Linked DNA regions of Homo sapiens: region 1 is linked to region 2. Evidence: chromatin contacts called from ENCODE Hi-C or POLR2A ChIA-PET data. All regions are on one chromosome and are shown on one strand. The core of a region is the stretch at or near the end of the contact, and the rest is flanking DNA. Distances in the headings are between cores, read along the strand shown. Region 1 holds the start of LEMD1-DT (LEMD1 divergent transcript). Region 2 holds the start of LEMD1 (LEM domain containing 1).

Region 1 (4,973 bases), core at 130-2,629, 34 kb after region 2:
AGGGCATAAGCCACCAAAATTACCCCTAAAGGGGGTTTCTTAGAGGACAATCCCTTTCCCCTCAATTCAGAGCTCTTTCACCAGGGGTTCCCATCCCAGCCTCAAAAGAGCTGACTTTTCCTCCAAAGTTAGCCCTTCTTAAGGCTCAAGTTGAGAAAAGTTGTTCACTGGCAGATTAAGGTATGTAAAAAAAAAAAAATCGTCAGGAAAGATTAAATCAGACCAAAAGAAGAATTTGTTAATGAGGGTTGAGGAAAGGAAGGCAGTATACAAGCACTTCCAAACGGAGGCTGTGGAATGTTGGTCGGAAGGGAGGGCTCTCCCTTGGGCCCCCAGACGCCCTCTCCTGACCAGCTCAGCACTGGCAGGGCTGGCCAGCTCTTGTTCCCCGGGGGCACCCTGTTATGGACCCTTTCTCAGGAAAGGGAGCACCTATCCTTGTCTAGCTGCCTTCCTGGGCCCCTACCCGGCCAGAGCTCCTCCTCCAGGTGGGCTCCTAGCTCCGGCCTTTCTTAGGCATGCAAGGGCCCCAGGGATGGGGAGGCAGTGGGAGGCAGGCTTATGGCCAAGAGGTCTGGCCAGACCTAGACCCCACAGACACAATGGCTAGGAAGGACTCTGATGTGTGTGGGGAGTAGCTGGTGTCTCCTCTAAGCCTGGGACCATGTTTGCCTCCACATATACTGGAGTTGGTGGTTTGGCCCACGGACATGGCTTCTCCCAGGCCCCAAACTGGGGTCTCCTGGGGCCCTCTGTTCCAAGGGTACCAGACAAACATATGCACAGGTGTCACAAACCCCTGATCCCTAACCCCTTTACAGCCCCTTCCTCATACCACTCCATACCATGGGGTATAAAGGAAACGGAGGAGGCACTCCAAGCGGGTTTCACTCAGCGGGGACAGGAGGATCGGCTACCTCCGGAGCCAAGGCTCCCTCTCACACTCCCCCCAATCCCACCAGCGGCAAAATCCTTTAAAAGGAACAAAGGCAATGGGGGCGGGGAGGGGGCTTCCTCTTTGGTCGACCTAGGGCGGCGGCTGACGCAGCCCGCCGCCGGTCAGCTTTCAGGTGAGTGCCTGAACCCGCATCCCGCCCATGCCTTAGGGACCCCTCTTCGCCCAGCCAAGCCCGGGGCGGGGAGGAAAGTCCCCCTCAGCCGCACTCGGGCCCCCAACCCGGCCAAGGGGTCGCCAACTCGCGGCACTTTCTGCCTGTTTGTTTTCGCTCAGTACTCACAGTTTAGATGCTAAGCCGGCTCCTCTTGCACTCACTTCCTTTGTGTCTCTCTCTCTCTTTCTCTCTCTCTCCCCCTCACCAATCTCTTTCTTCCCTCCTTGTCCGATTCTCTGCTGTAGCTTCCAGTGGAGAAAAATAATTATTCTTCAATGGGTTAGCACGGGGCGCACGCACACACGCGCGCGCACACACACCCCGCCGAGGTACCCAATCAATGCACAAATCTTCGGGGTCCCTTTAACCTCTGCGGATGACTCCGGGAGTTAATTATGAAGCCTATTTCGGCGCGGCATAAATATGCATTAAGGTAGGAAATAATCGATACGCTGAACTTCTGGGAACTGGCATTTAGACGGACTCCGTCTCGCCGCCCCCCACTCCCTCCATGGCCCCACGAGCCACCTCCACAGCCTCGCGCCTTCCCGGGGTCGCAACGCCTATCACAAGCTTCTACCCGGGTTTCAGGGGGCCCCTGTAGTGGCGTGGGCGCCGCGCCGGTGCCGGGAGACCCCCTCGTGCGCCCTCTGCGGTCGGGGCAGACCCTCAGCCGGAGCTTCTTCCTCCCCCACCCCTGCAGGCCGGGCCCAAGCTGCGACACCCCCAGCACGGGCTCAGCCTGTGAACAAACTCCGAGCTCAGTACTCGGAGGAACTGGCGAGAGCGGGACGGCTACCTGCCCGCACGCCCGATTTCCGGGCACAGCTAGAAAGACCGGGACGCGATTCAACTCCCAATCCGGTGAATCCGCCTAGCGCCTTCGGGTCCTGCCGCCCCCGGCCAGTCCCGACCCGCACACATATGCAGGCATTTGCACACACGCGCGCACACACATGCACGCACATGCACACACACATATGCACACCCTCGCGCACACAGACACTCCCGCGCGCGCTCACGCCCGCACACACTCAGGGTTATAACAAAGGAAGAGGGGCCAGCGCTGCCTTACTTTTGTCTCTCTTCTCTCTTTTGCAGCCCCCCAGCCCCGGGGCCGGCGTGCCCGGCCCACCCCGCCCTCCGCGCCCCCCGACGGCCGCGGTCAGCCGGCATTCCGGAGCAGCGCGTCGGAGCTGCAACTTCGCGCCTAAGCGCCCGCACCTCGCAGCCCGGCGGGCGGGAGACAAAAGCTGCGGCGCCGCCGCCGGAGGCCGCGCGGCCAAGGTGTGTTCGCTAATTGTCAGGAAATGTGTGTGTGTGCGGCCGGGAGCCCGCAGGGGCGGGGGAGGGGACGGAGGAAGAGGAGACCCACCCCTCCTACCCCCGCCACTCGCCAGCGCCGGGTACCCGAACCGGGATTAGAGAATAAATTATCTGCTCTCTTCTCATTGGGCTGTGGCTGAGGACGCCGTCGGCGGCGCCGGGCTGGGAGCTCTCCCGGCTCTTTGCATTCACCGCACAGCTCCGGCTCGCCTCGCTTCGTGGAGGCCGAGAGCCCGGGGCCTCGGCTCCAGACATCAGGGGACACCAGCCGGCTGGCCGCGCCGCCCCGCCCCTCCCCTCCCCCGCCACCCGGCTTGGCCTCAGCCCCCTCCCCTCCCAATTCTGGCTTGGGTCTTGGGGACGAAGATACTAGGGGAAAAGGCCTAGAGGCCGAAGATCCCAGTATCTTTCCTCCTCTCCCGCCACGCCCCCTTCCCAAGGAGGCGGAAGTGGGGGGGGGGGGGCAGCAGGGGTTGGTCACCTGAGCCCAACCCGCTTCAGTCAGAGAGGGCTTTTAGAGCCCTCGAGAGGATCCCTTCAGTGACCACGGCCCATGTCCTGCCCCACACACAATGACAAAGAAGAGATGGCACTAAGGATCTTTGCTTTTCTCCTCTCTCCAGCCCCCTCAACTGCAGTCCAATATTGTTACTAATTTCTTTCCTTTGGCCCACCTTGGCAGACAGCTCATTAACTGCCTGGAAGGAAATGCCCTCTGGTTCAAAGCAGCTTCCTGCCAAGAATTCATTCATTTAGCAAGAAATATGCAGGATCCTCCCCCCACCGCCCCCCACCACCCGTGCCATGACACGGGCTGGGTGCCAGGAATGCAAAAGAAGAAGATCCAGATGAGACAATCATGTTTTTAAAAAGCAACAAATACTGGAGTCAGAGGTGTTATCCCAGTGTGAGAGGTGCTAAACCAAGGTACAGGCAAAGTTTGAACCCAAAAGGCAGGATTGAGTAACTTCAGCCATTCATTCAATAATAATGTAGCATGTCTTCCATGCCAGGCTCTGTGCTAGGCATTGGGGATATACACAGGTGAACCAGTGCGTGTGGTGCCCAGTCCTCTGGAGTGCACAGTCTGCTGGACAAGATGAACACTGACTAGTGCCATATGAGCTAATCAGGAGACATCTGGGGAGTGTGAATAATGGGGACTCTTACTCTTCACTGGGGAGCCCAGAAAGGCTTCTCTGAGGAATGAGATCTAAAGGATGAAAGATAGCTGGGTGAAGATGGGATGGTGAGGGGCAAGGGAAGAGTTCTGGTCAGAAGAAACCTGTAGAGAGGCCCTTGAGCTGCTAGTAACTGGCTCATGAGAAAGCAGTGAATCGTCCAGCTTGCAGAGAGGGAGCACACAACAGAGCGAGGTGGGCCTAGGAAGGACCTGCAGAAGCTAGAGAGCTGCCCAGAGTAGTATTTGCAGGTGTAATCCAGGCAGATTTCTCCAGGTTCCAAAGACTAATGTTTTGAAAGAGGCTTACCTGTGTGTTGCTCTTTCTGAGCCCAACCCCACACTGTAGCCCCCTTTAACTTCTAGTGTCTGATGGTTGCAATTGGCCCAACTTTGTCCCTGCTGAAGACATCCCCAAAATAAAGAACATAGATGATGACATCCCTGTTTCAATCTGTCACTCCCCAGTGGCCTGCACCACTCTGTTTACCTCCTCATTTAGTGACCACTGGCCTTCACCTGGGGGGAGCTATCAATAGCACTGGCTAGACTCCTTTCCATGATCTGGGATTGTATGCTTTCCTATACATTTACTATCCCTAGATTCTCACAAGAGCCCTGAGAGTTAAGTTTATCTCCACCGGACAGATAGGGAAACAGAGTCAGAAAGAGGCAGTGGCTTGCTTAGTACCATGTACAAATTCATTGGCCAGAAGAATTGTTTGGCTCCCTGCCTTTTCTCTATTATACTTCAGGTATTTGCTAGCCTCCCAGCTTATCCACGAGCCCAAGATGGTAGAGGCTAAGTAATCCCCTGCCTCTACCAGAGCCTTCAGCACCTAGGACAGGGCCCTGCACACCCAGGCTCTGGAGCCAAACCTGCTGATGTGAGAGGCTGTGGTAGAAGGGAAGGAAATGATTAAATGGTAGATCTGGGAACATGTTATAGCAGAAACTGTTTGGGCTTTGGACTTAACATGCACTTCGATGGGAATTGCCACTGTTACCAACACGCTCTGAGCCATGGTTCCCTCATCTGCCAAATGGGATTTAAGATATCCATCTGAGAAGGCTGTCGTGAAGATTAAATGAAATTGTATATGTGTCGAATGTCTATGGAAAAATACACAAGACATTGCTAATGATAGGTACTTCTGGAAGGGGACCTGAGTGGATGGGGCACCTGCTTTCATTGTTCCCCCTCTAGCAGTTGTGATGTTGTACCATGTGCATGTATTACCTGTCCAAAATAAATAGTGAAATACTTTAATAATATGTAAAACAACATAAAAACAATACTAAAATAGGCACTCTGTGCACTTTTGTTGAACTGAATGGAGTTTTGTGGTTTGAAG
Region 2 (4,467 bases), core at 491-2,990:
CTTCCCTCTTTGTGGTTTTCTGTTTTCTCTATGTTCCTATTTCTATTTTAATGGCTTTACTGCATATGTTCCTTCTATTGTAAGTTGTTTATAAACCATAAATGACAAGTCTGTAATATTTGCTGCATACTGTACATACGTAGTATTGGGCCAGGTGAAAATCCAAGCTTCTCAAGTTGGTTCTGCAATTTACAGTCACTCAGACACTTCACATCCACCATGATGATAGAAGTTTGGCCTCTTTTCTGATGGTAGAATCCTTGAAATAACAAAACATTAAATTCATTAAGACAGCCTTACCAATAAGTACTAAAATGTTACCAATCCACATAAGTGTTTATAATCCTATCTCCCCAACCTCCTAGGTGCACAGGCAATAAAGCAAAAATCAACACTTTCTAGTTCTGCCATAAATCCCTGCTGGGATTAGTTGCCTCCAATGTAAAACTTTGGATGGGTGTCATTTTCCCCAGTGTCTTTAGGGCTCAATTAGTTACAACTGTTCTGTTCAATGAATATGAGAAAAATCTTCTGGACAAAATAAACAGATATTTCCATTACTGCTCAGGAACTCTGAGCAAAACTCAAGCTCTGAGAAGATAAGAAGTTAATTAAATATGAAAGAGCTGAGAGGTTTTTTTTTTTTTTTTAGTGAGTTAAATAAAAGTTATTTATCCCTGCCCTCCTTTTGATGACAGGACAGAGAGTACAGAGCATTCAGTTATTGCAAACAGTAGCAGCTTTCACACTTGTAATTTAACTCTGAACGTTAACAAGATGGTAGTTTTTAATTAACCACCAACAGACTTAGTAATTGCTGAATTGGCATTTGAAAAAAAGTCAGCTATTCATTCTCTGGCACACAAATTGATTCATATAGATTTATGTAAATCTTGATATGGCTTTCCAAATCTGCACAACCTCAAATTCAATCAGTTTTATCCACTTGATCCCTTGATCTCCCAAAGTTGACCCTTCTACCTACATAACAAAATCCGCAAAAAGACAGACCCATTTGTCAAACCTTTTAAAGGAGATTTTTAAATTTTGGAGTTTATTGTACCACATTTCTATCATGTTTCAAGGCTTTTTAATACTGCAGTGGAAACAACAGCCAGATAATTATTCAGCATAGGAGGATCTAGACCAATTTTAAATAATGACTTTGCTTTTGTTGGTGATCAATCAATGTCCAATTAGGAAGAACACTGTATACAAGCTAGAAAAAGTCATGAATTGTTATATATAATAGGGTTGTTCTGGAATACCTAGTTTGACAGTTCTCTACTTTAAAGCCATGCTTTAAAGAGAGTTACATTCTAGTACACATAGTAGGTACCTAGTAAATGTTAGTTTCCTCCTTTTCTATGTGTTTGGGAAACTGACTTAACACTTTGAGGCCAGTGGGAAAAAAACTAATGCTAGGAAGAAAAAGGACAATGCATCTCAGCACCTCAGATTTTTTTTCTTTCTTTTTTACTGGAAGCTTGCTTCGGCAGATCCTATGACATTTGTTCCTGAGAACAGCTGTCTGTTGTTTCACCAGCTTCCCAAAAATAACCTCCAATAGAGCCCTCAACAATTTCAAGTGGCACTAGACAATTGCCTAGAGGGAACACACATATGGAAGAAAAATATTCAAATGGAATCCAACTGGATGATTAATTCACTTACCCCTTCACATGGTTATCTAAAGTCTATGCAATCGAGTTGGTTACTAAAGCTGGGTGAGTTTCACTCTGAGGTTTCCACTAGCAACCAGTCCCTTTTTGCCTGTTAGATATTATGGTAATCATAATACTGACAGTGTGACATCAGTAACCCCCATAGCAACAGATTGATGTGCAAATCAGATGATTAATTTAACCAAAGTTCAAACAAAAGGAGGTACTGGTTGACTTCATAGGCACACTGCCATGATACAATGTCAAGAGATGCGGAGAAGTTATCATTATGCACAGCAAGTAAGGAGCTGCTACCAAACCAAATGGTGTCAAGAAACAAGGAAGAGAAAGGAGAAATCAGACAAACCCAACTGTCTAGACCACCCATCAAAAGGCCCATACTAGTAGTTGGGCAATTTGACCATCTACTCCAGGGAAAATAGGAAAGCGGAAGAAACCTGTATTAATTTGTTAAGGATTATTCAATTAAGAAAATAAGAAATCAGGATGGAGGGCAGATAAATAATAATACATTGCAGAAGTTTGATGGATTTGGCCTTTTCAAAGCATGTTCGTATCATCTCACTTCATCCTCTGGATACTCTTATAAGCCAGCTGAGACAGATATTATCATCTACATCGCAAAAGCCTACTTCTTGTTGTTGTCTTATTTTGTTTAAGGAAAGATCGGTGAGACTATTAGCCTGCATCTTTCAAGAAAGACTGCTTAGATTTTAAAGACGTGTGCAAGACAAAATGTAACTGTGAGAAAACGCAATGCCTTCATTAAATTGCAGGATAGAGGGAATGATCTGAAAGGGGTGAAGAGGACAGTGGAGACAGCCTGCTTAGAGTCAAATCCCAGTTCTGCCATTTACCAGCTGGGTGACATCACATCAGGTAAGTTACTAACTTCACTGTGTCTCCTCCTCTTTGTCCATAATGGGGGATAATAAAAATGGTACCTGTATCAAAGGGCTATGTTATTCAATGAGTTATAATACACATAAAGTGCTTGGCACATAGAAAGCATTATATAAATGTTTTCTATTATTCTACTCATGAGCCCTAGCCCCAGAGAGTTTCCACATCCGGTATTTTCCTCAGGAGGCTTCATCTCATTTACACTTGCCCGTGGGAGTCTGTAGTTTCAGTCCTTTCCAGATTCTGGGAAAGAGCTGAACGTCTTTGGGTGGGTGGTTATGAAGGCTCATTGAGTCTCCCAGGCTGTGGCTCCAAGGGCTATGGCTCCACAGTTTCTGAATAGAGCATCAGTTTTCAAACAAACATGTAATGCAAATATTTACCAACATCCAAACATTGCATTCACCAAACAAAGACTTTGAAAATTGACACATTTGTTTCCATCAAAGCAAATAAATGATAGGCTTGGGTTATTAGGAGGCACAAGCATTTTGTTTACATTTCCCAGAATTGCTTTCAACAAAAAAGCAGCCAGCAGGTGGAACTGCTTCCATTTAAACAGTTAGACTATTGGGATGAAACAGACATTTCTAAAATATTTTCTTGGTTAAATCTCTGGGGTTTAAAACAAGCTAGGTAGAGAAGGATTAAATCAGATGATTTCAATCAACATCTATGGGTTGCGCCCTATATTATGTGCAAACTATTCTGCTTGAAATTATTCTCTTGAAAATCCACCAGCATAGTTATGATTCTATTGTCAGCATTATTCCATTTATGAATTCCTGTACTCTGTGCTATCCTGAAATATTTGGTTTCATTGCTTGCAGCACACCATCTCCCTCAGTTTTATCTGTGCAGTCCTGAGCATTAGCTTGTTTTTTATTTTTCATTCTCCCCATGGCTGCAAAGATATTTTATTCCATTTCTTGAGGGAAGCAAGTTTTAATTGAGTAGGTATTCAACATGATAAGGTACCTAAACCCTGAGAGCTTCCTCCTTTCATTAAAATGTAGATCCAATTTCTCTTCCCTTAATGCCACATGCTGGTATTAAACTGAAATAACGGAAATAGTAAAAGCCAGATGTCACTTCAGTCTCAGGTTTGACGTGGGGCACAATTTCCTCTCCTCAAATTTAATCTTTGAGTTATTTACTAACCCCATTCTTTGGAAGAATGCACAATTTAAATGTAAATGCAATTTACATAGGGGAGAAGATAGTAGATTTGCAGTTGCAATTGCCAATAACCATTTGCAAAAGGAGAAATCAACTAAAGCAAAGATCAGCAGTTGTCAGTCTAAAGCCCGCATCACTCATCATTCTCAGATAACTTCTGAAGCCACCTGCCTCTGAGTCTCCACTATGCAGGCAAAAGGAAGTGGAAAGCGGAGGCATTTCCCCAGATATTTCAGGCCGAATTTACTGCTGACCGGAGGGAAAAGGGAGAAGTTTGGGTTTCAGTGAGCTGATCTGGTTGGCATCATTGTTGAAATCATTAGCTGATCAATTTCTTTCAAAAATTATTTGTTGATCATCTCCTGTGGGATAGGGGTTATGCTTGGCCTAAATCAAGGAGAGGTAGAGGAGACTACAAAGATGCAAAAGCTATAGCCCCTCTTTCAAGGAGCTGACTGTCTCCTTAAAGAGAAAAGGAAACAAATAGCTACAAAAAATAAGATAAAGAGTGAAAAGAATGCTGCAGGAGCCCAGAATCTGAACCATAAGCATCCAAAGGTACATTGAAGCTGAGACTTCGAGGATGAGCAACAGTTTGCCCTATAAACAACGGGCTGGGGACAGACATTCTAGGGTGTAGTGAGCAAGACAAGAAGTAAGTCGGGTTGAATAGGTGGATCCCTCCAATTTGTGAAGGATC

What was found. Hi-C counts contacts between places; a loop is a spot of excess contacts on that map. ChIA-PET counts read pairs that join two places held with the same protein, here RNA polymerase II (POLR2A). Pooled maps may share reads with other maps.
Region 1: POLR2A ChIA-PET joins it to region 2 with 13 read pairs in H1. The contact joins the promoter of LEMD1-DT here to the promoter of LEMD1 in region 2. A Hi-C loop is called at or near these places in 2 of 168 maps with a recorded cell type or tissue (Ramos and lower leg skin) and 2 of 50 pooled maps. POLR2A ChIA-PET finds 5 or more read pairs at or near these places in 7 of 52 experiments (CD4-positive, alpha-beta memory T cell, H1, HepG2 and 4 more).

The regions. Positions count from the first base shown.
Region 1 is chr1:205,454,679-205,459,651 of GRCh38, forward strand. LEMD1-DT (LEMD1 divergent transcript) reads left to right here and starts at 1,380. Exons shown (of 3, transcript NR_148934.1): 1 at 1,380-1,545; 2 at 2,214-2,399. BLACAT1 (BLACAT1 overlapping LEMD1 locus) reads right to left here and starts at 1,367. Exons shown (of 2, transcript NM_001397426.2): 1 at 1,239-1,367.
Region 2 is chr1:205,420,316-205,424,782 of GRCh38, forward strand. It overlaps LEMD1 (LEM domain containing 1), which reads right to left and starts at 1,741. Exons shown (of 6, transcript NM_001199050.2): 1 at 1,675-1,741; 2 at 140-259. The coding sequence starts at 221.